Linked DNA regions of Homo sapiens: region 1 is linked to region 2. A link is a loop called in an ENCODE intact Hi-C map of the cell type or tissue named here. Cell type or tissue: MCF 10A. All regions are shown on one strand. Links, peaks and the distances in the headings refer to the core of each region. The heading gives the core; the rest is flanking DNA. Region 1 has its middle 38 kb from the start of CDCP1. Region 2 overlaps CDCP1 (CUB domain containing protein 1).

Evidence for each region. Peaks named below come from ENCODE experiments on the same cell type or tissue, not always from the same donor. Only the 100,000 strongest peaks of a DNase experiment are listed, where the experiment ranks them.
Region 1: a loop joins it to region 2, with 2.1 times the contacts of the local background. A loop is called at or near these places in 10 of 110 quality-filtered maps.

The regions. Positions count from the first base shown.
Region 1 is chr3:45,176,559-45,192,618 of GRCh38, reverse strand. No RefSeq gene overlaps it. Among named protein-coding and RNA genes, the nearest start is that of CDCP1, 38 kb to the right of the region's middle. In MCF 10A, for the core only: no CTCF peak of the experiment used is centred there; a DNase peak (open chromatin) is centred at 9,188.
Region 2 is chr3:45,115,279-45,131,338 of GRCh38, reverse strand. CDCP1 (CUB domain containing protein 1) reads left to right here. Exons shown (of 9, transcript NM_022842.5): 2 at 12,718-12,927. Among named protein-coding and RNA genes, the nearest start is that of CDCP1, 23 kb to the left of the region's middle. RefSeq lists a silencer at 2,799-3,043 and enhancers at 6,361-6,860, 6,861-7,362. In MCF 10A, for the core only: no CTCF peak of the experiment used is centred there; DNase peaks (open chromatin) are centred at 5,498, 6,798, 7,308 and 8,088.

The sequences.
Region 1 (16,060 bases), core at 7,053-12,052, 59 kb before region 2:
TGAAGGTGGGGCTTCAATGTGTGGAAGTGGAAAAAAAGGGTATTTGCTTCAGAAAGACTTCTTTTGGTAGCAAAGAGAAAAAGAAAACTAACTCAGACTATTTCATAGAAAATAGGTTTCCTATAGGAAATACATGGACTAGAGTGAAAATGAGAGATTTGGCAACTGAAACAATTCCAGGAGCCTGACCTTCCCTTAACAAATTTTTTCCTCCCTTTGCAGGTTTTCTCTACTTTCCTCTCTGCTCCCACTCTGCCATACAGTACGTGTTTGTTTTTTGCTTTGGGCAAACACAGACTATGGACTATGTGCCAGGTACTATTCTAAGGGCTTTAAGCAATTTTAACTCATGTAACCCTCCTAACAACCCTGTGCAGTGGGTATTATTATCATCCCCTATTTTACAAATGAGAAGTGGGTGCAGAAAGGATAAATGACTTAGCCAAGGACATATGGCTTGTTGTGGTGGGGCCAGGATGCAAAACGAGGCAGCTCAGTTCCAGGGCTCTGGTCACACTCAGTGGCTCTGCCACCTCCTGCTTGGTCTCATGACAGCTGAGGCAGCCTGGTCAATAGCCCAGGATGTGGTCTGATGGTAAAACCTCTTCCCAGCAGTAACAGTGATTAGTTGTGCTAATCCGATTTCCTAGCTCTCAAGTGTGGACAAAAAAGGCCAGTGGATGGAGGGAAGAGAGGAGGGCAAGCCCACAGCAAGTCCCCAGCTCTAGAGTGGAGAGTCCTCGCTCCTTCCATCGTGGTCCCACAGGTATTCTACACTGATCTGGCCTTGGTAGACCTAGTTCTGTGGTTTCCTAGGCCTGGATCTTAGGCTTCCCTGCCCTCCTGAGCATGAGGATCTTTGCAATAACTGTGCTCACTCTTAGTTGAGGTAGTTTGAGGGAGTTTATGTTTCTTGGAATCTAGAAAGCCCCACCTCTACTCTCTACTCTGTAGAGCTCAGAAGGACTACTAGTGCTGGCTTGGTTTTTAACTCACTGGGTGAACTGGACAAATCACTTCCGTTTTTTCTCTGCCTGGTTTGCTCTAGCTACACAAATGCAAAGACCCTCGTGTGTGGTTAACTGGAATAAGATATAGGTGGAAGGGGATGCACTGGATCTTACAATGGCTCTGGCATGTAAAAAAATATGGGAGGCAGGCCGGGCGCAGTGGCTCATACCTGTAATCCCAGCACTTTGGGAGGCTGAGGCAGGGGATCACGAGGTCAGGAGATTGAGACCATCCTGGCTAATACGGTGAAACCCCGTCTCTACTAAAAATACAAAAAATTAGCCGGACATGGTGGCGGGCGCCTGTAGTCCCAGCTACTCGGGACGCTGAGGCAGGAGAATGGTGTGAACCCGGGAGGCGGAGCTTGCAGTGAGCCAAGATCACACCACTGCACTCCAGCCTGGGCGACAGAGCGAGACTCTGTCTCAAAAAAAAAAGGGAAGCCAAGCACAGGGGTTCATGCCTGTAATTCTAACACTTTGGGAAGCTGAGACCATAGGATCACTTGAGGCCAGGAGTTCAAGACCACCCTGGGTAACAAAGTGAGACCCCAATTTGTAAATTTTAAAAAAATTAGCCAGGTATAGTAATGTATGCCTGTAGTCCCAGCTATTCAGGAGGCTGAGGTGGGAGGATGGCTTAAGCCCAGGAGTTCAAGGCTGCAATGAGCTACAATCACATCACTGCACTCCATCCTGGATGACAAAGGGAGACTGCATCTCTTAAACAAAAAAAATCAAGGGAGAAAGTATTATTATAAAGACTGTGAAATTGGGTAGCTCTTGCTAACCACCATTCATGCTTTAAAGAGAGAAAATAACAGGCCAATGACAAGTCATCATCAGTTCAAACTGTGAAAGTCAGAGGGCTTCCTTGGCAGTGGTTAAAGGCATAGTGGCTCCTCTCTTATAGCCAAAAGGCAGACCGTGCTGAAGGGCAGCTTTAGGACCCAACTGTAAAAATAGCAGAACTTCAGAGCGTTGATTTCTCAGCCCCATCAAAACCAGAGACGCGAATCAGACCTACCCAAGTGCCATCACCCCATAGTGGGAAAGCTGTCCACTTCTCCCATGAGGGAGACTGACCATGAGACATCAAATGACCTTGTTGCCAGAACTGCCCATCATGAGCTGGGTAATGTCAGACCCACCAGTTGATAAGGTTGGCAGGCCCAGCAGCAATTCTTCAAAGATGGAAGCCGTGGAGGCAGGATCAGGTGTACAAAGGGCAGAGCGCACGAGTGGGCCATGTGATGAGGTGGCGGCCCCACATGGCACCATCACTGTTGCACCGACATCTCTCCCTCCGCCCACCCCTTTGGCCCCACAAGAAGTTCCTATGACCTGCTGACACAGGATGGGAAAAGTCAGAGCTTGGTTCATGCGTGAGTTGGCTTGATATGTGGGTACCAGTTGAAACGGATTGCTGCTGTACCACAGCCCCACATGGGTGACCCTGAAAGGCAGCTTGCAAGGAAATCTTCCTGATGGGCCGGGCTTTGGATGAAGTGCACTGGCCCTCCGCTTTGTGTGGAAAGAGAGGCCTGAAATAAGAATATACACAGATGCACGAGCAGTGAGGAATGGCTGAGCTGGTTGATGAGGGGCCTAAACTAACAAGATTGGGAGATCAGGGACAAGAAGATCTGGAGAAAAGGCAGATGGTGGATCTAGGAGAGTACGCACAAATTGTGAGGATCTCTGTGTTGCATGTTAATGCCCATCAGAGAATATCTGCTGCAGAATAAGCACTAAAGGATGGGCACTGTGGCTCACCCCCATAATCCAAGCACTTTGGGAGGCCGAGGTGGGTGGATCATCTGAGGTCAGGAGTTCGAGACCAGGCTGGCCAACATGGTGAAACCCCATCTCTACTAAAAATACAAAAATTAATCGGGTGTGGTGGCAGGTGCCTATATTCCCAGCTACTCGGAAGGCTGAGGCAGGAGAATCACTTGAACCCGGGAGGCAGAGGTTGCAGTGAGCCTCGATGACATCACTGCACTCCAGCCTGGGCAACAGAGTGAGACTCCGTCTCAGAAAAAAAAAAAAAAAAATAGGCACTAAATAACTAAGTGAACAGGATGACTCCACCACTAGACATCAGTCTTTGTCCTCAAACACTCAGTGTTTGCACAGTGGGCTCATAAATGGAGTAGCCAGGGTGGCAGAGATGGAGTCTATTCAGAGGCCTATAGCATGGCTCACCTCTCACTGAGACTCCTCTAGCTCTTGTTGCTGCTGAGTATCCTACCTGCCAGCAATGGAGATTAACTCTGAGGCTCCAACATGGTATTATCCCTTGAGGAGACCAAACGACTGCTTGGCGGGAAGTTAATTACCCAGGAAGGACAGCGATTAATCTTGTACAGGATTGATACATATTCCAAGGATGTGTCTTCCTTGCCTGCCTGAAAGGTCTCAGCAAGCACAGCAGCCACAAACAGCCCTTGAAAATATCTATTGCAGGAAGCCCAGAAAGGAAGCACCAAGGTGATTTAAGGGACTGTTCTTGGGGTTGTGGGGGAAAGGAAATAAAAGGAAGCTAAGATCTGAGATCCCAGAAGATCTTAATACTGACTCAAGACTCTTTTGAAAGATGTAAACTCCAATAGAGCATATGGATGATTTGTTTGATCCTTTCTGGGGCTTAAGCCAAGACCCTATCAAGCAATTAAGTGGGAGACTGTGCTTATGAACAGCTCTTTTGAAGTAAGGCAGATGTTCTCCTTGCTTCTCAGAATAGTTTAGGCCAAAGCATTTCGTGGGCATAAATTAGCCTAATATCAGTGTCAATGCTCTATTTCAGCTTACTCGTGAAGACCTGGTCTTTGTGCTGTAAGCAATTAAGAAAGACAGAATTCTTAAGTGTATTCCAAGGAAATGTAAAAACAAAGTGTTCAATGCACACTTATGTATATATATTATGATGTTCATAACAAAAGTGTAAAAACATATATGGGAAAGATTGAAACTTACTTTGAGGTAGTGGTTTTCTGGGCAGGCAGGAAGAGAAATGTGTCTATGTGTGTTACTTCTTATTTCTGAAATAAAATGACAGTATCTGAGCAACTGCAGCAATAAGTTAACTTCTGTTAAATCCGAGTAAGTGGTACCTAATTTTCTCTATGTTCAAAATATTTTATAATTTAAATTAAGAAAAAAAAAACCTAAACTTGTAGATGGAAATCATTAGATTAAAGGAGTCTTTCCCAGGGGTGGGTATAGTAAGCCCCTTACAGAGGATGACTTGATGACTTTCTATAGATAATAGATGTTGGGGGGTTGCCCACAGCACCCAGAGTCGTCTTTGCTTCACACAAATCTGACCATATTTGTTCCCTGCTTAAAAGCTTTCCATGGCTCCCCATGTTCTTCAGGATAAGCTGATGCCCTTTTGGCCTGGCAAACACAGTCCTTGAGGATGGTTCTCCAGACCTCGGGAACAGCCCCTCCCACCATGCTCCCACATGCACCACGTGCCCCTAGATCCTGAACTCCCTGGGCTCTGAGCATGCTCTGGCTCGCCTCTGAGATGCACACATACTGCTCTGACTAGGCAGTCTCACCATCAAGGCCAAGATATCTCTATCCTTCAGCTTAGACGTCACTTCCTCCAGGAAGCCTTCCCATCTAGAACTTTGTGGTTGCTTATGTGACCACCAAGCATCCATTCACCCTCCTTCCAGGGATATCCCCCAATTTCACTAGAAAACCACATACTTACCCCAGTTTCAGTCCATTTGCTGAAGCAAGGCTGAGACCAGACCTACTCTAGGGATGCAGTGTGGGGCTGCCCCTGGGCTCCCTTGATACACAGTGATAGCTTCAGGAACTGAGGACAACAAGACTCAAGGCCACTTTTGCTGAGTCAGAAACACCTGCTGAGAGACATGGGAGACTGCTGCAGCCTTCTAGCGATCCCAGGAGAGAGCCCACCTGAGAGTGGAGTGAATACGAAGGGAAGAAAGACAAACAACAGGTCCCGGCAGCATTCCACCCTAGTAAGAGTGCACCCGACGGTGGCCTACCCTGGGATGCTCATGTTATTTAAGCCAATTATTCCCTGCACCATGCCCATGCCCACCTTTTCTGTACACATTTAGTTAGTCTTCCTTACCCAAAAAAGGTTGGGTAAGTACACTTGGATAAGTATATCCACCCTCCTGCCTCCCTGCAGACCCTGGGTTACCCAAGCTCTTTGGGTGGTCCCCTGGGAGTGGTACTTTTTTTCTTTTCTAAATCAAACTAAATGTGACTCTGTGTCCCTTTACCTGGAGGATGTGCAGGAGCAGTCATTGCCACACTTCCTTTGGATTCTACCAAAATTTCAGAGTGTGTGTGGTGCCGAGAAAACAGGGAGAGGGCCCATCTTGGTTCCTGATGGGCACAGGCATCACTGTGGCTCCTTTTGCTACCCGAGACCATTGTCAAGTGCTTCTCCCCAGCCCTAACCTGGCACTGCAGCTCCTGAAGACCAGAGATGCCCATCACAGCAGGTCTGCACAGGGAGCCACCCCATGCTGTTGGGTTCCCCACACTCAGTGCCCAACCTCACAGCCACGCTGGAACCAGCTCCCCATCCCCGACTTGGGCCATGGACACTACCAGACTCATTCCTGGGAAGGAAGAATGGCCCGAGTGAGGCTCCTCACCAGGTGAGCCTTATAGCAAATGTGTAATGGAGGCAGACAGTTGGAGTTTTTTCTTTGGAGGGGGCGGGATGAGGTGAAATCCACATAACATAAAATTTGCCACTTTTAAATGAACAACTCAGTGACAATGAGTTGTGCAACGATCACCTCCATCCACTTCCAAACATTTTCACCACTCCAGAAGAATCCCTTACACATTAAACACTTACCCTACCACCTATCCTCCCCCTAGCCCCTGACAATCACCAACCTCTCTGTCTCTATGGATTTAATCCTATTCCGGATATTTCATTACATTGGAATTGTGCCATGTGTGGCTTTTTGTGTCTGGCTTCTTTCACTTAGCATAATGTTTTTTAGGTTCGTAACGGTTTTTAGGTTTGTAGCATGTGTCAGAACTTCATTCTTGTTTATGTCTAAATAACATTCTATTTTACAGATAGACCACACTTATGATCCATTCAGCCATTGATGGATACAGATGGGGTTTTACTTGACAAAAACAAACAAACAAAAACTGTTTCTAAAGTTTTTTTTAGTGAGCCACCAATGTTTTCATGTCCCATGATTTCATTTAGATGTCCAGTCACACTTCAAAAATCAGATTCTGGCTGGGCAAGGTGACTCACACCTGCAATCCCAGCACTTTGGGAGGCCGAGGTCGGCCAGGACTCCGAGTTCAGGAGTTTGAGACCAGGCTGGCCAACATGGTGAAACCCCGTCTCTACTAAAAATACAAAAATTAGCTAGGCATGGTGGCAGGTGCCTGTAATCCCACCTACTTGGGAGGCTGAGGCAGGAGAATAGCTTGAACCTGGGAGGCAGAGGTTGCAGTGAGCCGAGATCACACCACTGCACTCCAGCCTGGGTGACAGAGCGAGGCTCCATCTCAATAAACAAAGAAATAAATATAAAATAAATCAGCTTCTGCAACCTGGGGCCCAGGGCAATGCTGAGGAGAGATGTGCAGCAGTGACCCCTTGGACAGGACTGGACCCAGTAGCTCTCCCTTTTCCTCCTCCCTGGCTTGTATTCACAGTCCCCTGCCTGGCCCCTCCGGGTACCCTACAGTCCTGGCCAGACCCTTAGAAGAGAAACTCAGGGCAAGGGGGAAAGGGCCTTTTCTTCTCTCCTTGCAAGGTCAAGACATAATTAATAGAGATCTCCATGAAGATCACCCAGCCTCAAAGCCACCAAAGCAGCCTGTGGGTGGGGACACCATCAAGTCAGTAGCCTGTCTTCTTCAAGATAGGGCCTCCCTGAGAGCAGGGACTGACATTGTGGCTAGGCCCGGCCGGAGGTCAGCAGTGCCCTCATCCATCCTTCTTATTGTGTCTTGTCCTCCGTCAATTCATGCGCAGGCTGTGGCTGTACACCAGCTTCCTTCCACACACACACGAAAACACAGCCATACTCAGCATGTCATGATTTCCTTAGGTCTTGCTTGAGTTTGTGGAATGAAACAGAAAGTCCACTTCACAGGGTGAGGGAGTCTTCCATGCCCCACTCCTCCCTTCCTTGGCAGCACCTCTCTTTCAGTTCCCCGCTCCTCTCCACTGATCCCGTCTGGAACAGTCCATGGGCTTGTCTCCTTCCTGCATCAGGCCAAGTATCACATCTACCAAGCAAAGGTGCTTTCTTTCCCCCCATGCTAGTGACTGGGAAAGTAAGAATATGTCCACATTTTTAAGACAAAATTTGCTGAGTGCACTTATTTGAGAGGGAAGAAGGGTTAGAAGCACCTGGAAAGTGGAGTTTGCAGCTCAGGTCATTATTCCAGCTGCAATCTCTCATTCTGAAGTGACCACATTAACCCAGGTCCCAAGAAACCAGGTGAGCCTTGGCAAAGGGACAGGGCTTCCCTAGGAGCTCACTCTTCTCCTGCAGACCCAGACAGGCCCCTCCACGCTTCCATTTATTCTCTTCCCTTATAGGACAAGGACAACATTTAGGAACCCCAGTGAGCATCAGGCATTAGCTAATTAGTGATCTTCACCAGTCAGAGATGTAATACTCAGCAGTAATCACAGACTCAGAGATGCACTCATTGCAGTTCAGTAAGTTTCAGTTTACTTTTTCAATAAGGACAGGAAATTGTCTGCCCTACAAGGGTGGGCAGCGTTTGGAAGCAAGCCCACGCTGTGGAGTTAGGGGGCCTTGAAAGTTCACCAAGTTCTGAAACGGTAACTTTTGAAGAGTGCTCATGTGTCTATGATTTAGTTTCCAAAAATGCACCTAGCAGGGCCCCAAATGGCTCCTTATTGCCCCTGCAGAATATAGTCCCAAGATCCTCATCCTCATCTTCCTGGAAGGCAGAGGGGAGCTGAAAGCAGTGAGGACCACACACTACCTGGTCCCTGGTCTCTGGAGTACTCACATCTGCATCTCCCCAAAAACTCCACAGGAGACAGAATTCTCCCTATGTTACTTGGGAGGACTGGAAGCCTCCAAGGTGGCCAGTGACTTGCCCACAGTCTTCCAGCTGCTATGGGCCAGAATTTGTCCTGTCCCTAATGCCAGCTGGGGGCAACTGGGCCAGGGTTTTGTTTTGCAGGCAATATCCTCCAGCCACCTTTGATCTGGGCATAAAAACCTGTTGGTAGTATCATCACTTTTGTGCCTCATGTTTTGAAGTCTAGTGTTTGAGGGGGGCTCTCTCTCTCTCTTTTAGGTGAATCCCATTTGGGGCCCCTCCAGAAGATGGACTGAGCCTGCTCAGAACTCAGCCTCTGCTTTCTGGCCCCAGCCCCTTAGAACTGGAGCTCTGTTTGGAAGAAAAACTACATGTCCATAGAGCGAACTGGTGCTGGTAATTCCTTAATGAAAACCAGAAATACGATGCAAACACCCAGTGGGTTAACCCATTCTGGGGGTGGCTCTGAGCCAGTACTTAGGGCTGGGTGCATAAAGACCCCCCGGACAGGGCTTCTGCCCCGCCAGGCTTCTATCAGAACGTGCAGCCATCGCAGTGCCAGAGGCAGAGGAGCTTACGCCAGCACACAGGAGAGGAGACAGTGGGATTCAGAGCCCCACTGCCCTCCACCCCAACCCCAGCACCCATTCTACAGGTGAAGTGGCTCAAGTGACCTGCCTATGTCACCTTGCTGAGACTGAAGAGCAGCTGCTTAAAGATGCTGGGAAATAAAAAAGAAGGAAGCCAGATTCTTTCAACCTCAGGCAGATGTCCTCAAAGGCAGATCCAAAACTAAGAACTTGATGGCCTGAGTGACTGGGGTGGCAGATATCCTGATGGCCCTAGATCCAGCCCCTAGTGCAGGGCCTGCACTTCATAGGTCCTTAGTACACGGTTGCTGGTGGAATGTTCAAATGAAAGAGGCCTTGAACTTTTGTGGCTGAGACTCTTCCCAGCCTTCATATTAAGCTCCACTGTCATCTTTTTCTTTCCAGATTCCCCAGCTCCCCTGGGGGCAGCCCTCCGCCCTAAGAGAAACTGAGAAGTGCATGAGTCAGCACATTCATTCTCTGCCTCACCTCGCCTGCCTGCCTGCCTGCCTGCCTGCCTGCCTGCCTGGGATCAGAATTAGCCAACACCCATTCCAAACACACTGGTTACACCATCCACCTCCACCCAGCTCTGCCTGCAAGGGTGGCACCTGTTTTGCCACACCCTCTCTGCAGCTTTAAACCTCCCACGGAAGCACAGAAACAGATTAACCTGGCCCACTGGAAGCACCTCCAACTCTCAGGAGTCAGATAAGTGAGGACTGGTTTTTACGGTGCTTACTTCTGAAACGACTGGAGGCTGCTGTTTACAATAAGAAACAAAGAAACAATCCACTCTCAAGGCCTGGAATGGAAGAACAGTAACAATGTAATGAAGTCCATGCATGTGCCTTTGCTTGGCAGCAGGCAAGAATTCCTTGTGTCAGGAATCCTGATTTAAACCAGGCTGGGTGGGTTAAGCCTGTAATCCCAGCACTCTGGGAGGCCCAGGCGTGAGGGTAGCTTGAGGCCAAGAGTTGGAGACCAGCCTGGTCAACATAGCAAGACCTTGTCTCTACAGAAACTAAAAAAATGAGGCAGGCATGTTGGTGTGTTCCTGTAGTCCCAGCTACCTGGAATGCTGAGGTGGGAAGATCTTTTGAGACCAGGAATTCGAGGTTGCAGGGGGCTATGATCATGCCGCTGCACTCCAGGCTGGGTGACAGAGCAAGACCCCTTCTCAACCAATAAAAAAAAAAAAAAAGAAAGAAAGATAAAGAAAAGAAGTCCTGATTTAGAAAGAATACTATAATTTACACAAAATCTTGTACTGAGCCTCCTAGGAAGCAAGGGGGAAAATGGTTTATGCTGCTCTCTTTATCAGATGTTAAAAAGCATACCATACCTTCTCAGGCACCAAAACTCTTAGCAATTTTTTTCTAACCTAGAGAAGGGCTTCAAAAAATAAGTGTGAGGCCGGGTGCGGTGGCTCGTGCCTGTAATCCCGGCACTTTGGGAGGTCAAGGCGGGCGGATCACCTGAGGTCAGGAGTTGGAGACCAGCCTGGCCAACATGGTGAAACCCTGTCTCTACTAAAAAATACAAAAATTAGCTGGGCGTGGTGGTGCACGCCTGTAATCCTGGCTACTAGGGAGGCTGAAGCACGAGAATTGCTTGAACCCAGGAGGCAGAGATTGCGGTGAGTAGAGATGGCACCACTGCACTCCAGCCTGGGCGACATAATGAGACTCTGTCAAAAAAAAAAAAAAAAGGTGGAGGGAAGAAGGGAAAGCAAACTTACTCCTAGCCTTGATACCTTCACTACTAAACACTAATCAATTATCAGCTGGGGAGAGCATCAAATAAGCATGGGCACTGGCATCCATGGAAAGTTTTACAACATATGCAGAGTTATTTTCCCTGTGATGGTTTCAGAATCACCTGTGAAGCCTGCAAAAATGCAAATTGCTGATCCCATCCCCAGACCCACAGAAATGGAATCTCTCAGGGGATAGACCCTGGAAGCTGCATTTCCTTTGTATTCCCCACGGAATTCTTGGGCATCCTAAAGTTAGAGAACTGTTCCAGAACTTCTTTACGCTTGAAAGGGAAGCTGCATTTCAACTTGGACCCTGGGAGAGTAGCTCCCCTTTCCCTCACTACTGTGACTTTGAGCAGCCAAAGAGGATCCCACTCCCAGGACCACGCCAGCTCTAATGAAACTAGATGTTTGTAAATCAAGCCTGCCCACATTGCAAACGTTCACCCCACCCCGCCCCGCCCCACCCCGCCATCCCCACTGTGTTAGTCCCAGTCCTCTGAGAAACAGAGATTAAGAAAGGATTAAACAGGAAAAGATTTTGTTGGAGGAAATGCATATATGACAGAAAGTAAGAAGGAGCAGACCAGGCTACAGTGTGAGTCTGACCCCAAAGAGGGTCACCAAATTTGTCAAATAGCCAGGATAATCAGGTAAATATGAATTTCAGATAAACAACAAATAATCTTTTTAGTATAAGAATATCCCATGCAATGTTTGAGCCATACTTACACGAATAATTCTTTGTTTATCTAGTATTCAGATTTTCCTGGGCGTCCTGTGTTGCATCTGGCAACCCTGACTCCCAGTGAAGGAGAAAGGCAGGCTGAGTAGGAGCACCCTGGACTGCTGTGCCGTCTAGGGGAGGTTCAGTAAAGTCATCGGGGAATCCTTGAGCCAAAGGTAGGGGAGGAATCCCCCAGCTTCCAGGCTCGGGCCAGCTTTAGTATCCCTGCTGCACTCCGTCTTGACGTCAGCACAAGCCAGGGGATGGATTCTAGAGCCAGGGGGGCCCTGGGCCAGCTGTACTGCCGTAACTGGAGGCCTGCGAGGCAAACCCTCATGCCACCACACCCCAATGCAAAGCCCAGAGTGGCAGAAGGCTCGGCAGAGGCTGCCAGTGGTCACCTGTGTTCTAGCCTCAGCTTGACCTCCTTGAAACTAGGTCAGGAAAAACCACCTCTCCCCCAGTTTTCCCAGCTGGCTCACAGATACCCTAGAGAGATAAATGAGGTGATGAGACTAAGTACTTCTTGGTCCTCAGATCAAAGGTTCTGTATGCTGAGCGCTGGATGAGTCTTTCATGGGGACTGGATCTTCTGGTCAGAGACACTCTGCCTCACCCCTACAGAGACACCTCCAACTCTACTTGGTGGATGTGGCCAATTGAACCTCTTTTCCACAAATGTGAACTTCTGAGACACCAAGTCCCACAGGTCTCAGAGCATCTCTCACCCATCCCTGGAAATGGAACTGAGATGCTTGAAGAAGCCGAGAGGAGATTTGGAGGGCAGAACTGGCCAGGAGTTCCAGGCCTGGGCAAGAGGTGTGCAGCATGAGAGTAGGGGAGCGTCCCCTTGAGTGGCAGAATGACACAGGGGTCCTTAATCAGCAGCACTCCTGAGGCCATCTGCAAGCCGGGGAACAGCTGTATAGACTGTGGGGTTTTAAAACAAACCCTTAATTTGTCTGATACATCTCGCTTTATACAGTGGGACGAATTCCCCTTGCCTTAAGTGTGGGTGTCCTTAGTGACTTGCTTCTAACTAATAAAATGTGCAGAAGAGGTGGTGTGTGATGTCAAGATTGGGACATACAAGGCATTTTGGCTTCCTACTTGCTGTCTCTCTTGGGCTTCTTGCTCTGGGGGAAGCCAGCTGCCAAATCATGGGCATAATCAAGCAGCCCTAGGAACAACACAGTGGCAAGGAACCGAAGCCTCCAGTCATGAGGGGTGTGAGTGATCTGCTTGGTATTCGATCCTCCAGCCCCGGTTGAGCCTTTAGATGACTGCATCCCTGGCTGATAACTTGACTACAACTTCACGAGAGACCCTGAGCCAGAACCACTCGGCTAAGCTGCTTCTGAATTCCTGACCCACTGAAACTGCGGGATAGTAAATGTTTGTTGTTTAATGCCACTACAGTTTGGAGTAATTTGTTATGCATCAATAGATAACAAATACAAGCATTGCAGTTACACATTCAAATCCCAGCTCCACTCACCTGCTCATGTCCTTGGGCAAGGTACCTAACCCCTCTGAGCATCAGTTCCCTCTGGCTGCCCCCCAACAGCAGCCAGAAGACACTGTCTGATCCTCATATCCTGGAGAGAACTCCAACCTGGCCTCAAATACAGCCAACTAGGGTGCCCTGCGGGCAGGGGGCCCTTCCAAGGCCAGCCAGTTATCTTGGGGAGAGAAACTAGGTCATGTTTTCTTCCAAACATCTTCTGTCTTACACCTGATGAAGGCTTTCAAATGTAAACGTCAAGATTTTGTCAACTTTATTCTCTGGCAAAGTCATGAGTCCTGGTCCCAGCCACCTGGGCTTGGCGAAGGACCTTAGAATACAAGTGTGGAAATTCAAGTTCATGCAGATCTCTTCCAACCCCTTTCACAGCTGTGTGGTCCCTCCCCAGCTTCTTTGTGTTTGCTCCTTGGGACCGACCCCTCCAAGACCTGGGCACCACAGCCACTGGGCCCTTGTGGAGAGTCTGGGAGTTTTACATCCCCGCTCCACCCCCAGCAGCCTGTGGCCAATAACTGACTGCTGTCAGGGACAAACACCAGCTCCTGTGCCTTCAGGCAAGACAAACCCAGAGCTCCCCAGGGACCTGGCTGAGGCTGTCCCTTCTGAAACCTTCCCCTGGCCAGGCTTCTCCCCCTTACCTCACTTGCTTTCTCCACTCCCTCCCTTACTGGGCTGTCCTGGGAAGACTCCCTTAATAAATTGCTGGCACCCAGCCAGGCTCTTGCCTATAATCCCAGCATTTTGGAAGGCCAAGGTAAGCAGTTCGCTTGAAGTCAGGAGTTCAAGACCCGCTTGGGCAACATGGTGAAACCCCATCTGTATTTAAAATACAAAGATTAGCCAGGGATGGTGGCACATGCCTGTTATCCCAGCTACTCGGGAAGTGTGGCACAAGAATTGCTTCAACCAAGGAGGTGGAGGCTGCTGAGATGGTGCCAATGCACTGCAGCCTGGGTGACAGAGTGAGACCCTGTCTCAAAAAAAAAAAATTGCTGTCACCCAAATTCTTGACCTAGGTTCTGGGGGAATCTGTCCTGAGACTGGGGGAGCACACCGGTTAGTACCTCCAGGGTGTTATGCCAAGAGTTATCATTATAGGACACGTGATATTGAGTGGGGCTGTGCCCGCTGCCTTTAGAGCCAGCTGTCAAAAAAGAGTATTGTGTGTGCCAAGTTACAATTGGAAAAACTGAGAAATTGTACCTTCAGTAGGTGGTTAAGAGATCAGTCCAAGCCTCACAGGAGAGGAAAGTGGGGGAGCTGGGGTCCTGCCTCAGATTATTACTCCAGAGCCACGCTCCTGGTACACAGTGCACCTCACGGCTTCCCGGATCCAGGCAGGTTAGAAGCTGTTTGCGCTTGTTTGTTTTTTTAACCCAGAAACATAAACCCACTTCTCTGATTACCACTGTGACCACAGACATTCCACAGAAGAGGCAGCCCTCCATGCCAGGACCTCCCGGGCAGATGCTGGAGGCAGTGGCGCCGCCTGCTCCCTTGGCAGTTGGGCCTGGTGGTAAGAGGTGACTGGTGGTGATGCTGGAACCTGGACACTGTTCCCCAAAGGCAGGGCCAAGAAGAGTGCTTTCAAATGACGCCACAAGCTCCAGCTCGCACACTCCCTGGAGGGTGTTCTCACTAGAGGCAGTGCCCCTGCTGTCAGCTGTGTGGCCTCTCTCACGTTTTGTTCTCCAGTGACTCTGAACACACAGGGCAGCTTCACCCCTTTGGTCTGTCCTCAGGCTGGCTCCCTTGTCTGCAGTGACTTCTCCACGCTTCGTCTTGTAAACATTTCCTAGATCATTTTTCATGTGGATGGCAGTGAGGCGTAGTGCTTAAGGGCTTGGGATCAGACCCTGGAATCCTGCGTCTGGGGCTCTATTTCAGGCTCTGCTGCCAAACAAATGTGTGAATGTGGGCAAGGTATTCAACTTCTCCTTGTTGTTCTTGTATGTAAAATGGAGCCAGAGACACCTTGGAAGGCTGCTAGGAGGACTAAATAAGATAAATTAGATGTTAAGCACTTAGCAGACAGCCTGAAACATAAAGGACAGTGACCTATCTATCTATCTATCTATCTATTCTCATAAAATTCTATGGGTCAGGCACTGTTTTGAGGTCTGGAGACACTGGGGTAGATATGATGTAGACAGGGCACCTGAGACACAGGGAAAGCTCTTTTTTTTTTTTTTTTTTTTTTTGAGACGGAGTCTTGCTCTGTCTCCCAGGCTGGAGTGCAGTAATCTCGGCTCACTGCAAGCTCTGCCTCCCTGGTTCACGCCATTCTCCTGCCTCAACCTCCCCAGTAGCTGGGACTACAGATGCCCGCTGCCACACCTGGCTGATTTTTTGTATTTTTAGTAGAGACGGGGTTTCACCGTGTTAGCCAAGATGGTCTTGATCTCCTGACCTCGTGATCTGCCTGCCTCAGCCTCCCAAAGTGCTGGAAGGGAAAGCTCTTAATGTTTTATGTATATATGTATTTTTGAGACAGGGTCTCACTCTGTCACCCAGGCTGGAGTGCAGTGGCACAATCACAGCTCACTGCAGCCTTGACCTCCCAAGATCAAATGATCCTCCCACCTCAGCCTCCCAAGTAGTTAGGGCTACAGGGCATGCCATCTTGCCTGGCTAATTTTTATTATTTTTTTGTAGAGACAGCATCTCACTATGTTGCCCAGGCTGGTTTCAGACTCCTAGGCTCAAGCAGTCCTCAGCCTCCCAAAGTGCTGGAATTACAGGCATGAGCCACTGCACCTGGCCCTTAATATTTTATTTTTAACTGATAATGATTAACTTGTTTGTACCTTACGTAGAGTGGTAGCACGTGGCTCGCAAGGCAACATAGTAGTGCCTGGAGTTAAGAACTCAGACTGCTTCTAGCTGAGAACTTCACAGGGAATGTTAGGTTCAAATCCCAGCTCCTCCCTTTCCAGCTGAGTAACCTTGGAACGAATCTCCAATTTACTTCCCAAGGCTACTGGAAAGACCAAAAGGTAGTTTGAACAGGATAAAGCAAGTGCCATACAATCAGCAGATGTTAGTGATGGACAGGGGCTTCCTGGAGATGAAAAAGGTGCGAAGAACTGGCTTTGGTGGAATGTCAAGCCCAGGCAGGCCAGAGGAAGAGCTGCATTTGGAGGTAAGGGGCCTTCCCAGTGAGCTGGAAAATTAAGTCCTGGAGGACCCAGCTTTGACAGTCCTGCATAAAGCTGATTTGGGGCTTGGTCAAAGCTCCATCAATCCTGAAGGCAAGAGGCCCTATGGAGGAATAGAGTGAAGAATTCTTGATAAAATAAAGCGTGCATTCAGGAAAAGCTGTATCTGGAACTATGCCAAACACTTACATATTTTATAGCAGCTCATTTACAATTACAACTC
Region 2 (16,060 bases), core at 4,551-9,550:
ACTTTAAAACGGTTAAAATGATAAAGTTTGTGTATGCATATTTTACTATAATAAAAAAGCAAAAAGAAATATTTGCAGGGTTTATTTATAGGTGCTTTTTTCCCTTTTCTATTTTATTGAGTTGGGTTTTTTTTTTTAACCACAATAAAAAAAATTTTTTTAAAGAAGTGAAGCATAGGTCAGGCACGATGGCATGCACCCGTCATCCCAGCATTTGGGGAGGCTAAAGCTTGAGCCTAGGAGTTCAAAACCAACCTGGGCAACATAGGAAGACCCCCGTCTCTACAAAAATGAAAACAAAAAAATTAGCCAGGCATGGTGTCATTCGCTGGTGGTCCCAGCTACTCAGGAGGCTGAGGTGGGCGGATTGCGTGAGCCCGGGAGGTCAAGGCTGCAGTGAGCTGTGATTGTGCCATTGCACTCCAGCCTGAGCAACAAAACGAGACCCTGTCACTGAAAGAAAAAAAAAATGAAGCATACCTTCCAATTCTATGGCTAGCTTTGTAAATATACTATTGGTTTCTAATGCTAGACTGTCTCTGCTAAAAAGGAAGCTCCTCCCCTTACAAGGCCCAGGGACAACACCTGTAAGCAACTCCCCTGAGCATAACTCACTGCACTTAGGGTTCAGATCATGAGGAAGGACCAACAGGTTTTTCTCCTCAATTTTCAGAGTTGTGCAAACAACAATTTGTTGTAACAAGAACCGTGAAGCCCTGCAAGAACCTAGTACCTTGAGGGCAGAGACTGAACCATCTGTGGATGAGACCTTATGCCCAGGACCTTACAGGCACAAAGATCGACTCAGAAGGGGTTTGGTGTATGTCCAGAAGGATGGCGGGAGAGGAGCTTCTCAGCATCCAAGAAAGTTTCACATAGCTAGCAATGGTTTTACTGAGTTTTAAGAATTGTTTTATTGTGGCTGGACACAGCCTCAAGCCTGTAATCCCAGCACTTTGGGAGGCCAAGGCAGGAGGATCGCTTGAGCCCAGGAGTTCAAGACCAACCTGAGCAACATAGTGATACCCTGGCTCTACAAAAATTAAAAAATTAGTCAGGTGTGGTGGCATGCGTTTGAGGTCCCAGCTATCCAGGAGACTGAGGTGGGAGGATTGCTTGAGCCTGGGAGGCCGAAGCTGCAGTGAGCCAAGATCACACCACTGCTCTGCAGCCTGGGTGACAGAATGAGACTGTGTCTCAAAAAAAAAAAAAAAGTTGTTTTATTGAGACTTAAGTACCCAAATCTTAAGCGTATAGCTGGATAATTTTTAGGTGTGTGTGTGTGTCATATTGTGTGTGTGTGTGTGTCTTGTTACCAAGATTTGGAACATTCTAGTACTGCAGAATTTTCTCTCTTACCCCTTTCTAATCACCTGCCCACCTTCCCCACCCCAGGTTCACTATTCTGACATACAAGCACAGATTGGTTTTGTCTTCTTGAACTTGATATAAATAGGATTTATATCAAGTCTTTTGTGTGTGGATTTTTGTTTAACCACCCCGCTGCTGACTTTTTGTCAGAAGAACTTGAACAACTATTTAATCTCTGATGGCAAGGTTGGACCATTGGAATGAGGTACTCTGGAGGGAATACTAAAGACACTGGAAATTCAGTAACTTCTAAACATTTAGCAGGTGAGGGAGGGGAGCTGTGGGCCTTTGCGTGTGTGTCCCTGAGTGTACATACAGATGGGTTTTTTAATCCACTCCTTTGATTTTTCTCCAGCCATCCTTGTGATCCTCAGTGACTTTCATGGTCCTCGTGACTCACACTTCAAGGTTTAACAAAATAAATCTTTTTAACATTTCATAAAATGTTAATGTGATTTAAAGTAGCCTTGTGGCATTTTAGCATCTTGTATGAATTATTTACAGTGGTCACAAGGTGAGTTATATTTGTTATTTAATTCTGCAATTCCCGTGTTCAAAGTCTGTTATTATGCAGCTTTCTTACCTCTGTGGTCCTCTTGGAAACCATTCCTTCACCGATACGGTGTGATTCAATCTGGAATTAAATGTTAATGTCCGTGTTTTGGATTGACAAGGAGCCTTAAGATGGCCTCAGTCTCAGAGGGGTTTATACGCAGATGTGTCCTTTTGCTACAGACTGTGATATAGACTGTGACCCAGACAGGGCCACCTCTCTCATATGGCATGTGTCTTTGATCATAAAAGGGAAAAATGCAACAGAAGAGTTTGGATGGTTCTGTGCAAACCTGTCACCACTTTAGAAAAATGATTCAAAGCATAAGCACTGCAGACAGTGAACTGCTAGCATTGCTTTTGAGGAATGGTTCAGTTACTTTAGAAAATAAATAACTTGGCCAGGCACAGTGTCTCACGCCTGTAATCCCAGCACTTTGGGAGGCTAAGGCAGGTGTATCACCTGAGGTCAGGAGTTCCAGACCAGTCTGGCCAATATGGTGAAACCCCGTTCTACTGAAAGTACACAGATTAGCCAGGCATGGTGGCGGGCACCTGTAATCCCAGCTACTCGGGAGGCTGAGGCAGGAGAATCACTTGAACCTGGAAGGCAGAGGTTGTGGTGAGCTGAGATTGTGCCATTGCACTCCAGCCTGGGCAACAAGAGCAAGACTCTGTCTCAAAAAAGTAAAATAAATAAAAGAAACAACTTGCATCATCACATATCATTTTCTTTCTTAAGGACCTTGAGAATTAAGAGTAGGGAGTGAATGAATGTATAAAACAGTCCCGTGTTGATAAACTGTTCCAACAAGTTGGATTGACTAAGCGTGCACATGGTTCTTTTCAACGTTGCTATTGGAACTTAATTTTACTCTCTTCTGTAATTAATCTAAGAGCTGTGGAAATAGTAGACTATTTTAATGGGAACTTTGTGTCTCTCTCACTGAGGGGGTGGGACCCTGATGTCTCTTGAGCCCTGAGGTCACTGGATATAATTCTGGAAGTTGGAGCCCGGCCTTGTTCATCTTTGTATGCCAGCACCTGGCATGACAGTAACTCATGGCAAAATGATCTTGAGAGATGTGGCCAGAGTCGGCCTTCATCAACATTTTGCAGCAAGTTGTCTCTGCACTTCCCACCTGCACTGTGCATGCCCTTGTCCTACTCCCTCGGGCCTTCTTCCCTGCCCTGACTTCCCAGTGCAGTCCTGTGTCTCAGGCCCACTGCAGGTGGGAGGTTGTGCTTGATCACTCCCCAGGTCCTTTCTTGATAACTAGGGTCTATGTCCAATCCTTCCTGGGTGTTAACTGATCACTGCAGTGTTTAATGTGGTCCTTTCCTTTGGAGAGCCTATAATGGCAGAATGGCAGGCAAGTTCTTGTAGCCACCTGTGGCACAGTATCTTCAGTTGGGAGGTGCACCTGCCGTTGGGGTTGGGGAATGGGATGGTCACCTGCCCTGCCACCCATCCCTTTCTCCAGACCTGCAACAGTAGCCTGAAAGCATTTCCTCAGCTTGGCCTGACGGCTGTACCTTGCCCCAGCTTCTTTCTAGGGGAGTCTGGTAAGCAGCCATCATTTCACATCCCTTTACTTCTCAGAGGGAGAATGAGAGATTTGCCCTGCTGTCTTGACAGGCTCTTTCCTGAAACCAGCCATGGGAATAAGGTGGAAGGAGTGGGGTGGGGAATGGGAATTGGCAGGTCCTGGCAGGTCCTACTTGACTTCCAAACCAGTGGATGAAAGGCTTTACAGCTCAGATACCCAGAAGGACAGGTGGAGGTCTCTTTTAGGAAGAAGCATTTCCTGTGAAGCCAAAGCAGAAGCCTGGTTGAAATTGACTCAAACTTGCATCGGATTTTCCCATGAGTCTCATTGACAGCTGTCTAGAGAAGTGAGTCCTGCAGGCCAGGGCTTCTATAGCATGCTTTTCTGCTAAAACTTGGCACTGGCCTTTCATTCCCAGTGCTTTGTTCTAGAATCATGGCTGCTTTTCTTTTGCCACTAACTCAGCCACATTAACTTCCCATGCCCACACCCCCCGGGCAGACCTCATGAAGCTGTGGAGCCATCAGCAGTGGAACCATGCCAGTTCCCTTTCTTAGAACCTTACACCTGGCACTGCCAAAAAAGAACAATACAAAAGAACAACCACGCCCCAAACATTTCAAATTCTGTGGAATTTAAATCTTAAGCTTAAATTCCAACTATACTTTCAAATTACTTTGACATGAAGGAGGATTTGCAGTAATACAGTGTGCTTGTTGGACCATTTAAAACAAATATGTTTTCCTTTTGATATCCTAGAAAGCCAGCAGCTTGGAAATACTTCATTCTACCTTGATTGACTTTGTTGGTAAGAACAACGCACCATCATCAGAAAGTTCCTGGTTGTGTGTGGAGTTCTTCGGGCGGGGCTAGCTCTGATGAATAGTCATTTATCATGCCCCGGGCACCGGTGTCAGAGCTGGGACACAAAACTTGTCTCTACCTCTTATTAATCATATATGCCTGGGTACATTACTTAACCTACCCAAGCCTCAGTTTCTTCATCTGTACAATGGGGTTTAATATTAGAACCTACTTTATGGAGTGGTTGTGGGGATTTATAAATATTTATAAACATATGCACGGGGCTGCCTAATATTAAGGAATCATTAAATGTTTGTTGTTGTTACTATTTAGACAGGCCTGGTGTCTAGATTCCAAAGGTTTTTCTCCCATCCAAGAGAGAATGATTAGCCCTTGAAATGGCAATTCATGTTCTAGTTCTTTCTTATGTGAAGGTGGAAATGAACTATTTCCAGGTAGGCAGATCAGTGGTCTTCCTGTTGTTGGCAAGACTTACACCTCAATTTACCAGTCTGTAAATGGACCCGGCCAAGTCAATGACACGTGGATTTTGAGTGTCTAAACCAGTTGTCTCTCTATGCCTTTAGGCCTCACTGCCTCAGGTCCACTGGACTAGGAAGACTCCAAGTTTGGCGATGTGACTATCTGGCACCCCCACCCCTCCCACAGCAGGCACTGTTAGAATGAATTCTGTTGGAGGTGACTCCCCACTTCCTGGAATCAGCCAACAACTGCATTCACTTAATAAGAATGGCAGTTTCTGTCACCTCCAGGGTAGACAAAAAAAAGAAACAGAGAGAGAGAGAGAGAAGAAGGAAGGAAGGAAGAAAGGAAGGAAAGAAAGAAGGAAGGAAGGAAAGAAAGAAAGAGAGAGAGAGAGAAAGAAGGAAAGAAAGAAAGAAAGAAAGAAAGAAAGAAAGAAAGAAAGAAAGAAAGAAAGAAAGAAAGAAAGAGAGAGAGACAAAGAATGGCAGCAGTTGCTCCTCTTCTGCTAGGTAACTTGACCAGCCTTGGCAGCTTCTATGAGGGCAGCTCATTGTGGTACCCTGGGTGGGTGGAGACTGCAGAGGTGCCAGGGTTGAACCAGAATGTCCCAGCTGCCTCCTGAGTTCAGCAAACTTGGAGAAGGGAGGTCACTTCTCTGGTCTCAGTGAGGGTGCTGGAGTCACATGAGTCAACATGTAGAAGGGCCTATTAATAGCCAATGATCAGGGCCAGGGCCATGGCTAGGTGAGGCAGATAAGGTGTGCAGAATTTAAGGAGGCACTCATACTTGCTTCCTTAAGTGGCACTGCCCTGACAGTGAGTGCCTCCTTAAGGTTTGCCTCTTCAGTGCTTTGCCTGCCTTACGTAGTCCCCACCCAGCCAGCCAGGACTGTAGGCTTTAGACTCAGAGCCAAACTGCTGCTATAGTTGTCTGCTTAGCACCCTTCAATGGTGCCCCATCGCTGCTAGTAGTAGTTGTAATATGCTATCATTGATAATATCAACAATACTAACAGCCAATATTGATTGACTACCTGGCACCATTCTAAGCACTTTGTAGGTATTAACTCATTTAGGCCTTACAGGAATTTCATTATTATCCTGTTTGCAGATGAGGAAAGTGAGGCACCAAGAAGCTAAGGAATTTGCCCAAGGAAGCACATCTGGGTGAGTGGTAGTGCCGGGAATTGACCCTAGACAGTTTGATTCTAGAATCTGTACTCTTCACCACCACACCAAGCTGCTAAGGTGTGCTGGTCCCAGTGGGTGAAGCCCAAACTCCGTGGCCAACAACCAAGCCCTTTCCCACTTCTCCAGCCTCCTCTACCCACCCAAACAAAACTCTGGCCAAATCAAACTCCCCAGAGTGGCTCCAAGGAAGCCATGATTTTCATATCTTGGCATCTTTGCACCTGCTATTCCTTCCATCTGTCCTTCCTGACAGTCATCTCACAGTTCCTGGTTGGCACACTCATATCCATTCTTTTAGACCCATCTTAAGTCATACGCCTTCTGTGAAGCCCTCCTTGACCACCACCCCCAGATGGTTGATAGCAGACCCTCAATGTCTTCAGAGTACCTTGAAGTTCCCTGGTGTCCTAAAATTACTATTTGGGTCTAATGAACAGACAGGCAAATGTTCATTCAATGTGTGTGAATTCAACACTCGCTCCCTGCAGGGAATAAAGGTTGGGAGAAATCATTGCAATGGTGTGTGTGTCCCCTTGGGGTGGATATGAGGTAGGGTATAAACTTGCCAATCTGCTGGACATCCTGGGGCTCCCATGGTGTGCACATCCACAATTTAATGAAACGTATTTTGCAAACCTGGCCCCTAAAAGCATATCACGACTTATCTGATGCTCAGTCTGAAAAGCAGGGATCTGCTCCATGGATGGAGGAAACACCAGCTGCTGGACTTGTTGAGAATGGAATGTTGGTCTGCAATGTGACCTCTTCCTAAGAGAGGACAGGGCTATTTTGGCCATAAGTGGAACCTGACTCACATGCAAGCCGTGACTGAGCAGCCACAAACTTCTTGGTTTCTGAGTCTGCCTCCCTTGGCATCCTGGGCACTCCTCCAGGGCACCATGCATCTTAATATGTATCTCCTGGTGCCTAGGCTGAGCCCAGCCCTGGCTGGGAGCTGCTCAGTCCATCTTCCTTGGACAGAGAAGGTGAATGAGAGCCGAGTCCCACAGGCAACCACACCCAGAATTGAGGCAACTTGTTCCAATTCGTCTACAAATTTTAGACGGGTTGCCAGTTATTTTGCCAGTCTTTTAAACTGTATTTGACAGATCTGGGAGAAAAATGACTTCCGGTGTTTATCACCTGGAATTCCCTCCCCTACATTAGTTTCCCTTACTAGAATCGAGAATTGCAAAGAAATAGGATGGCAGGGAGAAGAAATAACAGGGATGTGTGATATGGTGATTAATGAATGGTGAATCATGAATGATGATTAAAACAAATGGAAATTCTTCCCCCAACCCTGCCTGCCCAGGAAGGAGCTGGTGAGGCAGATGCTCACAAAGGTGTCCTAATAAGGAGAGGTCAGGAGGCAGGAGAGCTGAAGAAAAGAGCTGTGTGTGACTCAGGAGCCCAAGCCTGTGCCTTGTAAGCTTTTCCAAATGCCCTAAGCCCAGGAGCCCATGCACTGCTCTAGTGAAAGCTTGGATGCCTTTCAGCCCATAAAGCCTCAAAGTCACACCAGAATCTGGAGCATTTCTAAGTTTCTCTGAACCTGGGTAATGATTTTCTGAAATATTAGACCAATGAAATACCAAATTCCTGGGGAGGCAAAAGAAAGAGATGTGATCCAAGCATTTGTGATCAAATGAGCTGACAAGTTACTCTACTTAAGCAGTGGGGATTTTACCACTGTTTTTATTGCAGCGAAATAAATGCCTCCAGAGTGGCAGAATTGGTGGGGGTCAGGAGAGAGTCCACATTTCAAGTATGTACAAGGTGTTGAATCATTATCTTCTTGCTCCTGTTCACCCCTTCTAGCTAACTTATTTATCAGTTAGGATGAGGGGGATCATTAAAAATGACAGCCATGTGAGTGATGTGTCCTTGGCTGTGACCCTAGAAAAGAGCCTATAATATAAGTCATCTCCTCCTGTTGGAAAGGTAGCTAAATTCAGCTTTGCCTATCATGTGTCTTTAGCTTAGTTGTTTCCTCTGAACTATGAGCTGGACACCAGGTGGGGGATTACTCAAGCCCAAATTCTCTGGTCTGGTATACCAAAGAATAGTTACAAACTACAGCTGGACAGTAGAACGTGCTGGGTTGATCATCTCAGCCAGGGCAAAGAAACATATTAAGACGTTAAACATCTACCAGGAGTGAGTCATTTAACCCTCGTAAGGTTTCATCTTCCTTGATTGCAAAATGAGTTTGTGTGAAAGACCATAAATAAAAAATAGAAACAACAGAAGTAGCATTAGTAATTCATGAAGGAAGGACTGGTATATTCAACGCTTAGAGTTGGAACAATGGGCTCTCCATATGGAAAAAAAAGTAAAAGCGAATCCCTACTTCTCACCATGGACCAAAAAAAAAAAAATCCCTACGTCTCAGCATAGACCAGTACAGATTCCCAGAGCCCTTGTTATACCTACTAGGGCTTAGAACTTTATCACAGACCATTTGTAGGCCCTTAGTCTAGGCTATTAATTCCCTAAGGGCAGGGACTCTGGCTGTTTTTATCATTAAGTCATTTGCACCAAGTGTGTCCCTAGAATAGATTATGAACCCAGAAAATGTTTGTCGAATGAATACATCATTTCCAAAATTCTTTAAAAAATGAATTTCTAGGCCAGGTGCAGTGGCTCACACCTGTAATCCCAGCACTTTGGGAGGCCGAGGTGGGCAAATCACTTGAGGCCAGGAGTTCAAGACCAGCCCAGCCAACATGGTGAAACCCCCTCTTTACTACAAAATACAAAAATTAGCCAGGCGTGGTGGCACACCTGTAGTCCCAGCTACTCGGGAGACTGAGGCACGAGAATCACTTGAGTCCCAAAGGCAGAGGTTGCCAAGATCACGCCATTGCACTCCGGCCTGGGCAACAGAGGGAAACTCTGTCTCAAAAAAAAATTTCTAAAAGAGATTATACATTTTTCTGGCTGGGCACAATGGCTCACGCCTGTAATCCCAGCACTTTGGGAGGCTGAGGTGGGTGGATCACCTGAGGTCAGGAGTTCAAGACCAGCTTGGCCAACATGGTGAAACCCCAGCTCTACTAAAAATACAAAAATTAGCTGAGCGTGGTGGCACATGCCTTTAGTCCCAGCTACTCGGGAGGCTGAGGCAGGAGAATAGCTTGAGCCCAGGAGGCGGAGGTTGCAGTGAGCCGAGGTTGCGCCACCGCACTCCAGCCTGGGCAACAGAGTGAGATTCCGTCTCAAAAAAAAAAAAAAAAATACAGATTATACATTTTTCTTTGACTGTCATTATAAAAGAATACCTTGCCATATACCCAGAATTATTTTGGGTACTAACCTGGCCAAACAACAGAGAAGAACTGAGTGGAGAGATTTTGGTGAGATCAGCTTTGGTCTTCTCTGAATCTAAGTTAAAGAGATTTAAAATATTACATATACCTAGGCTTCCCCCAAAATATTATTAAACCATATTTTAACTGTGGTAATGATTATTCTTTTATTAATTTATTACATGCCTACTTTGTGTGAAAACATGATCTTTTGAACACTTTTTCTTTTTATTAAGGTATAGCTTACATAAAATAAACATCATCAATTTTAAGTGTACAGTTTGATGAATTTTGGCATTTGTATACAAGGTGTAATCACTGCTATCGTCAAGATACAAAACAGTCCCCTCACCCTGCACGGTCTGCTTTGCCCCCTGGTACTCCATTCCCTCTCCCCATCTCTAGCCTTAGGCAATGCAGCTCTGCTTAGCGTCTAGCACTGATTTAAAATAATGATCATAGGGGCAGGAATTTTTAAATAAAGGATAAAAAAGCTGACAGAAGGGGAAATGGGAATAAGAAAGAAATTGGTAACATAGCTAGATGGGCTGTAGCCTCAGATTGGACTCAGCTTCACTTGCTGGTGAATTAGCCCAACTTGGAGAGACTGAGGGCTCCAAGAATTTTTTTTACAAATAACACAGTTAGACGTTTTCATGATTACAGAAAAAGAACACAAGAGTTGTAATATACAGCTCAGATATAAACCTGGCAACTGGGTTTCTGAACATAGATCTGGATTCATTTTTAATCTGACATCTTGAGGAACTCCTCAGCCTCAGAAGATTCTAAATGGCCACACTGCTTGAAGACCAAGCATTTGAGCAAATAAAACTTCTGCCCCTGAGAATATATTCTCTCTCAAGCTATTAATTAAAAGATGCATAGTCCCTTGTTCTTGCCAGGATTTATTAGCCGAAAGTAAAATATGGGAATGGTAGTATGTCTATGAGAAATTAAATGCGGTGAAGACAAGCACACAGGGACTAATAGTTTTATATGGAGTTGTTTTGGGGCTTAAAACGTTTTGTCTCCTCGTGGGGATCAGGCACTGCCTTGGTCGTGGGGCTACCACTAAAAAATACGGGCAAGTTCCTGCTGCCTCCTGTAGGAGCTCACGGACATCAAGCGCAGGGTTCAGGAGGACTGAAGTGGTGGGGGGAGGGGAGCACTTTAGGTGGGCTGGTCAGGGAAGGCCACTCTGAAAATGTGACCTTTGTGCTGAGACCGGAATGACAACAAGGAGCCAGCTTTTTCTAGAGAAAGCACTTTTGGTGTCAGGACCAGCATGTGCAAAGGCCCTGAGGTGGGAAAGAGGTTGGTGTGTTCAAGAAAGAAGGCAAGACTGGCCTGAACACAGTGACTAAGGTGGAGAGGGTTACACGCAGAAGCCAGAAAGACAAGAAGTTTTGCCCCAAAAATGGAAATCTAAGCACTCTTGCAGTCATAAAACTGGCCATGGCAGTGCCCTGGTGCCCAGAGAGATATGTCATTTCTGAGCAGTAGTTGGGAATTCTTCCAGTTACAAAGTCGCTTCCTACTTACTCAGGTAATAGTCATAGACTCAGAGCTGGCAGGGAGTGTAGAGTTATTCTAGCCCCACCCCTTCATTTTACAATGAAGGAACAGAGGCCCAAAGAGGGTAAAGTTCATACCTGAAAAACCATTCTAAGTGAGGTCAAAAGGCAAACGATAAACTGGGGAAAATATTTACAGTTCATATAAGGTTGGGAGATCAATTTCCATACTATGTAAGGAGCAGCTGGCCAGTGGGGTTGGAGCAGAGTGTAGAATGGAGAGAGAGGCACAAGAAAAGGGTGACAGAAATCCAAATGTGTGATCACATACAGCTGCTGAGCTGTGGGAATACAGCATGCTCACTCATGGCAGCTGGCAGAAGTACATCCAGTCTTGTGCAGGCTAGCAGTTATGGTAAAATTATAGCACATGGCTCGTCCAACACTGAAGAGGACTCAGATGTCATTCAGCAGGTGCATGGATAAATAAATCATGGCCTATTCTGTCAATGGAATAGTACTCAGCAATAAAAAGGAGGAAACTACTGACCCATGCAGCAGCGTGGGTGAATCTCACAAGCATGCTGAGCAGAAGCAGCCAGCTACAAAAGAGAAAGTACTATAGGCTTCCATTTGCATGAAGGTCCAGAGCAGGACAAACTCATTGACAGTTTTCTAGGACTTGGAGTGGAGGTTGACTGCAGAGGGGCACTGAGGGAACTTTTGAGGGTGAGGAAAATATTTGTATATCCTGATTGTGGTGGTCACATGAGTGTATACATTTGTCAAAACTCTCAAAATGAGTGAGTCCTTTTTAATGTGTGTAAATTACTGTCAATAAGGTTGATTTTTTAAAAATAAATTTTTACAAGGAGGGAAAAAAGAATAGATGGGAAACAAAAGCTTCTGATTAGATTGCTATTCATTCACTAACTGTTTATCAAGCACCATTTGTGTGCCAGCACGATAACAGATCCCGACCAGCTGTTTGTACCAGAACATGGTGCTACATGAACTGTGAGCCCCTAGGCTCCCTCCACAGGATTTACCTACAGACGATCTTCCCATCATCTGCTGTTCCCAGGCCATCAGCTGCCCGGAGACTCATAATCAGAATCCAAGATAGGGCAGGGGCAGTGTCAGCTAAGGAGAAAGTGGCTCTCCCTTCTTGGTCTAAGAGCACTTAATCAATCAAGCAAAGCAAATGGGAAGGAGATTGGGCTTGTTTGTGAACCAGAGCCCTACTCTGACATTTGTACAATTCTGTTTAATAACCAACCCCCACCTCACTTGCTTGATACTGTTTGCTCAGGTGTTTTTTCTAAACCCCAATCTGAGATAATAGCATTGTTTTGCTCTAACTTTCCAAATTCATTGATATAATATGATTATATCTAATTTCTGCAAATGTTTTTCTAGCCCCCACTACCATACGTACATACATATGTATGTATGTACGTACGTGTGTATGTGTGTATGTGCTGGGCATATAAAGCACCCAGGGCAAGGGACAGCAGCTCTTTGCAGATAAATGTGTCTCCCTATGATGGATGGTTTCTGTGTGTAGACTTTGTTCTACTGTCATGTTGAGAAAAGGTGTGGTGGTTACTCTGGTTGTTATTTAATACTGCTCAGATGGGATATCTAACAGCATACTGCTCAAGACATCTAGAATGTGGTATAGTGTTTTCAATTTGTAGAAAAATTAATAATCCAAACAAGAAACACATGTCAGTGACCAGCTGGCAGCATCCTGGTTCTTTTTCATTGCTAAGGTCGGAACTGTCATTTTGCACCACCCTTCTTCTCAGAAAAGGAGGGAAGGAACAAAGTTGTCATAGAGGACATCCTCTCTGAACCAGATTGGGGTCGGGGACCACAGCAGTTTGCAGACCTAAATCATCCTGCTTACTTCATTTTCCTTCCTTCCTTCAGAAGCTTTTGAGATTGCTCTGCCACGAGAAAGCAACATTACAGTTCTCATAAAGCTGGGGACCCCGACTCTGCTGGCAAAACCCTGTTACATCGTCATTTCTAAAAGACATATAACCATGTTGTCCATCAAGTCTGGAGAAAGAATAGTCTTTACCTTTAGCTGCCAGAGTCCTGAGAATCACTTTGTCATAGAGATCCAGAAAAATATTGGTAAGTAGACACTTGTGAGCTGTTTGACAATGTCTTTTAAATGTCTCTACACCTCCCTGACTGTCTTTCCCATGCTAAGTCAGTCTCTAATGCTAGAGAGCTAAGATCTATTCTGAAACTCTACAGTTTTTTAATTTAGCTCTGATGTGGCCAGTTAGAGTTCTAAATGCGTTACACAGCTTAATTTGTTTAATCTTTAAAACAGCCCTATGAGAAGTTCACAGAGAGAGGAACTTGCCTAAGTGGGCACAACTAGTAAGCAGAAGATCAGGAGAAGAACCCAGGTACTGTGGCTTTCAAGTCTTTGCACTTAGCCACTGTGCACATAGGCTCTTCAGGCAGCACTACAGAAGCCCACAAGCTACAGATCTTCAGGTCTGTGATGCTCATCCTGTGTGCTAAAAATATCTGGCTGATACGGAAGACAAAAGAATCAGAAGGTTGAGGAGAGGCCGGGCGTGGTGGTTCACACCTGTAATCCCAGCACTGAGGAGGCTGAGGTAGGCGGATCCCCTGAGGTCAGGAGTTCAAGATCAACCTGGCCAACACAGTGAAACCCTGTCTCTACTAAAAATACAAAAATTAGCTGGGCATCAAGACCAGCCTGGCCAACATGGTGAAACCCTGTCTCTACTAAAAACACAAAAATTAGCCAGGGGTGGTGGCAGGTGCCTGTAATCCCAGCTATTTGGGAGGCTAAGGCAGGAAAATCACTTGAACTCAGGAGGCACAAGTTGCAGTGAACCCAGAACACACCACTGCACTCCAGCCTGGGTGACAGAGCGAGACTACGTCTCAAAAAAAAAAAAAAAAAGAAGTTGAGGAGATAAAGATAGAGCAATTGATCCATAAGACACAGTGGAAGAGACGGCTGCTTTGGAGAATGATGGAGTTGGGTTTGGCTTCAAGCTCCAGGGCTACTACTCATGTGACGTGATCACATGACTTTAAGCAAATTATTCAACTGCGTAATGCCTTAGTTTTCTAGTCTATAAAATAAGGATTATTGTACCAAACAAGAGAGTTGTGAGGATAAAATAAAATAATGGATTGAAAAATGGATGACACATAATACTTAAATAAACTATAGATATTTGGTTTTATTATTCATAATTTGAGCTTGGGATAGAAGATTGACATAGGAAATAATAATAATTAGGTAGGGAAACATGCATTTATAATTTCTCAATCATTTTAAGGGGGCCATGTCAAATAGGATGAATAGATGTATTAACAAGAATAAGAGCACTATTTGTCATCCAATCAAAGCCATACCTTAGGAAGAAGGAATTCAAAAGTAAAAGGAGAAATTGAAGTATTAGAAATCAATTTTAAAAACTACACTTAATGACTAATACCAAGACCTAGTTCTCTGCAGACTAATTAAATAGACAAATCCCTGACTAGTCTCATGGAAAAAAGAAAGAAAATACAAATATACAGCATTAAAGGTATAAAAATGGACTTAACAATATATACAGAGACTATTTCTAAAATTGTAAGAGACTGTGTATAACGTTTTCATCATAAATGTGAAAATCCAAAGGAAGTGGATGATTTTCAAAGAAAATTTAATGGGCTGGATTGACTCATGGAAAGGTAGGAAAACTGAATAAATAAATAACCAAGGAGGGGATTGGAAAAAATGCCCGAGACAGGGGAGAACAGTTTGGGTTAGTTAGAGATGATTTTACAAGTGAGTTCTATAAAACTTCAAGGAGCAGATAATTTCTATGACATTCAAACCATTCTAGAGACAGGTTGGCAAACTTCTTTCAGATAAGGTCCGATAGTAGGTGTCTTAGGCCCGTGAGCCAGGAGGTTTGTATCATGTCACAGCTCCTCAACTCTGCTATTACAGAGTGAAATCTGCTGTAGACGATATACATAAACCACCTGGCAAATCAGTTAATGTGATGCTTTGCATTATTAGGTTAGAGAGGAAAAAACTACATATGATTATCTCAATAGATGATTTTAAATGTCTTTTTTTTTTTAACGGAACACTATGGCTCCTCAACTCTTCTATTACAGAGTGAAATCTGCCATAGATGATACATAAACCACCTGGCTAATCAGTTAATGTGATGCTTTGCATTATTAGGTTAGAGAGAAAAAACTGTATATGATCATCTCAATAGATGACTTTAGATGTCTTTTTTTTTTTTTTTTAACAGAACAGTATGAACATAGATTTTAAATGTCTTTCATAAAACACTCTTAGTAAATCAGGAATGGAAGGTTATTTTCTTAATTCAATAAAGAGCATCTATCAAGAACTGATAGCAAATACCATATTTAACTATCAGATATGGCAGCATTACCAATAAAACAGGCAATAACATAAGGAGGCTTATTATGCATGCCCTTGGTCACCATTATTCAGAATCTCTAATTAAATATATAGAGATTATCTTAATAAGTACATAAAGTATACGAAGCAAAATATAAAATTCTGTTGAAAGACAAAAGAGAAGACTTAAATAAATGGAAAGATATGCCATGTTCCTTGATAGGAAAAATAAATATTTTTACAAACAATTAGCCAGGCGTGGTGGCATGTGCCTGTAGTCCCAGCTACTCGGGAGGCTGAGGTGGGAGAATCACTCAAACCCAGGAGGCAGAGGTTGCAGTGAGCCGAGATTGTGCCATTGCACTCTAGCCTGGATGACAGAGTGAGAATTTGTCTTAAAAAAATTTAAAAAAAAAAGAAATACTAAGTATTTTTAAAGTGTAAATTCTCCCCTATATTAATTTATCAATTTAAGTCAATTATAATTAAAATTTTAATGAAGCTTTTACAGAGTTAAAGAGAACGTTGATATATTTAAGAACGCAGTGGAATGGTGTGTTGCTACTAAGAGAATGAAGTAAGTTTGTGTATTTGACATAGAAAGATGCCCAAAATAGTTTTGTTCCATTAAAAACAATGCAGCTTATAGTAGGACAATAGTTTATATAGTTTGATGCTACTCTATTAAATACACACATGTGCACATGCACACTTACATACATGCACACAAACATGCACACACAATCATACAGAACCCAAAGTCTGGAGGGATAAACTCCAAAACTCCAAAATTCTAACTTTATACTACTCTATAGGGGATGGCAGAGGGGAACAGGTGAC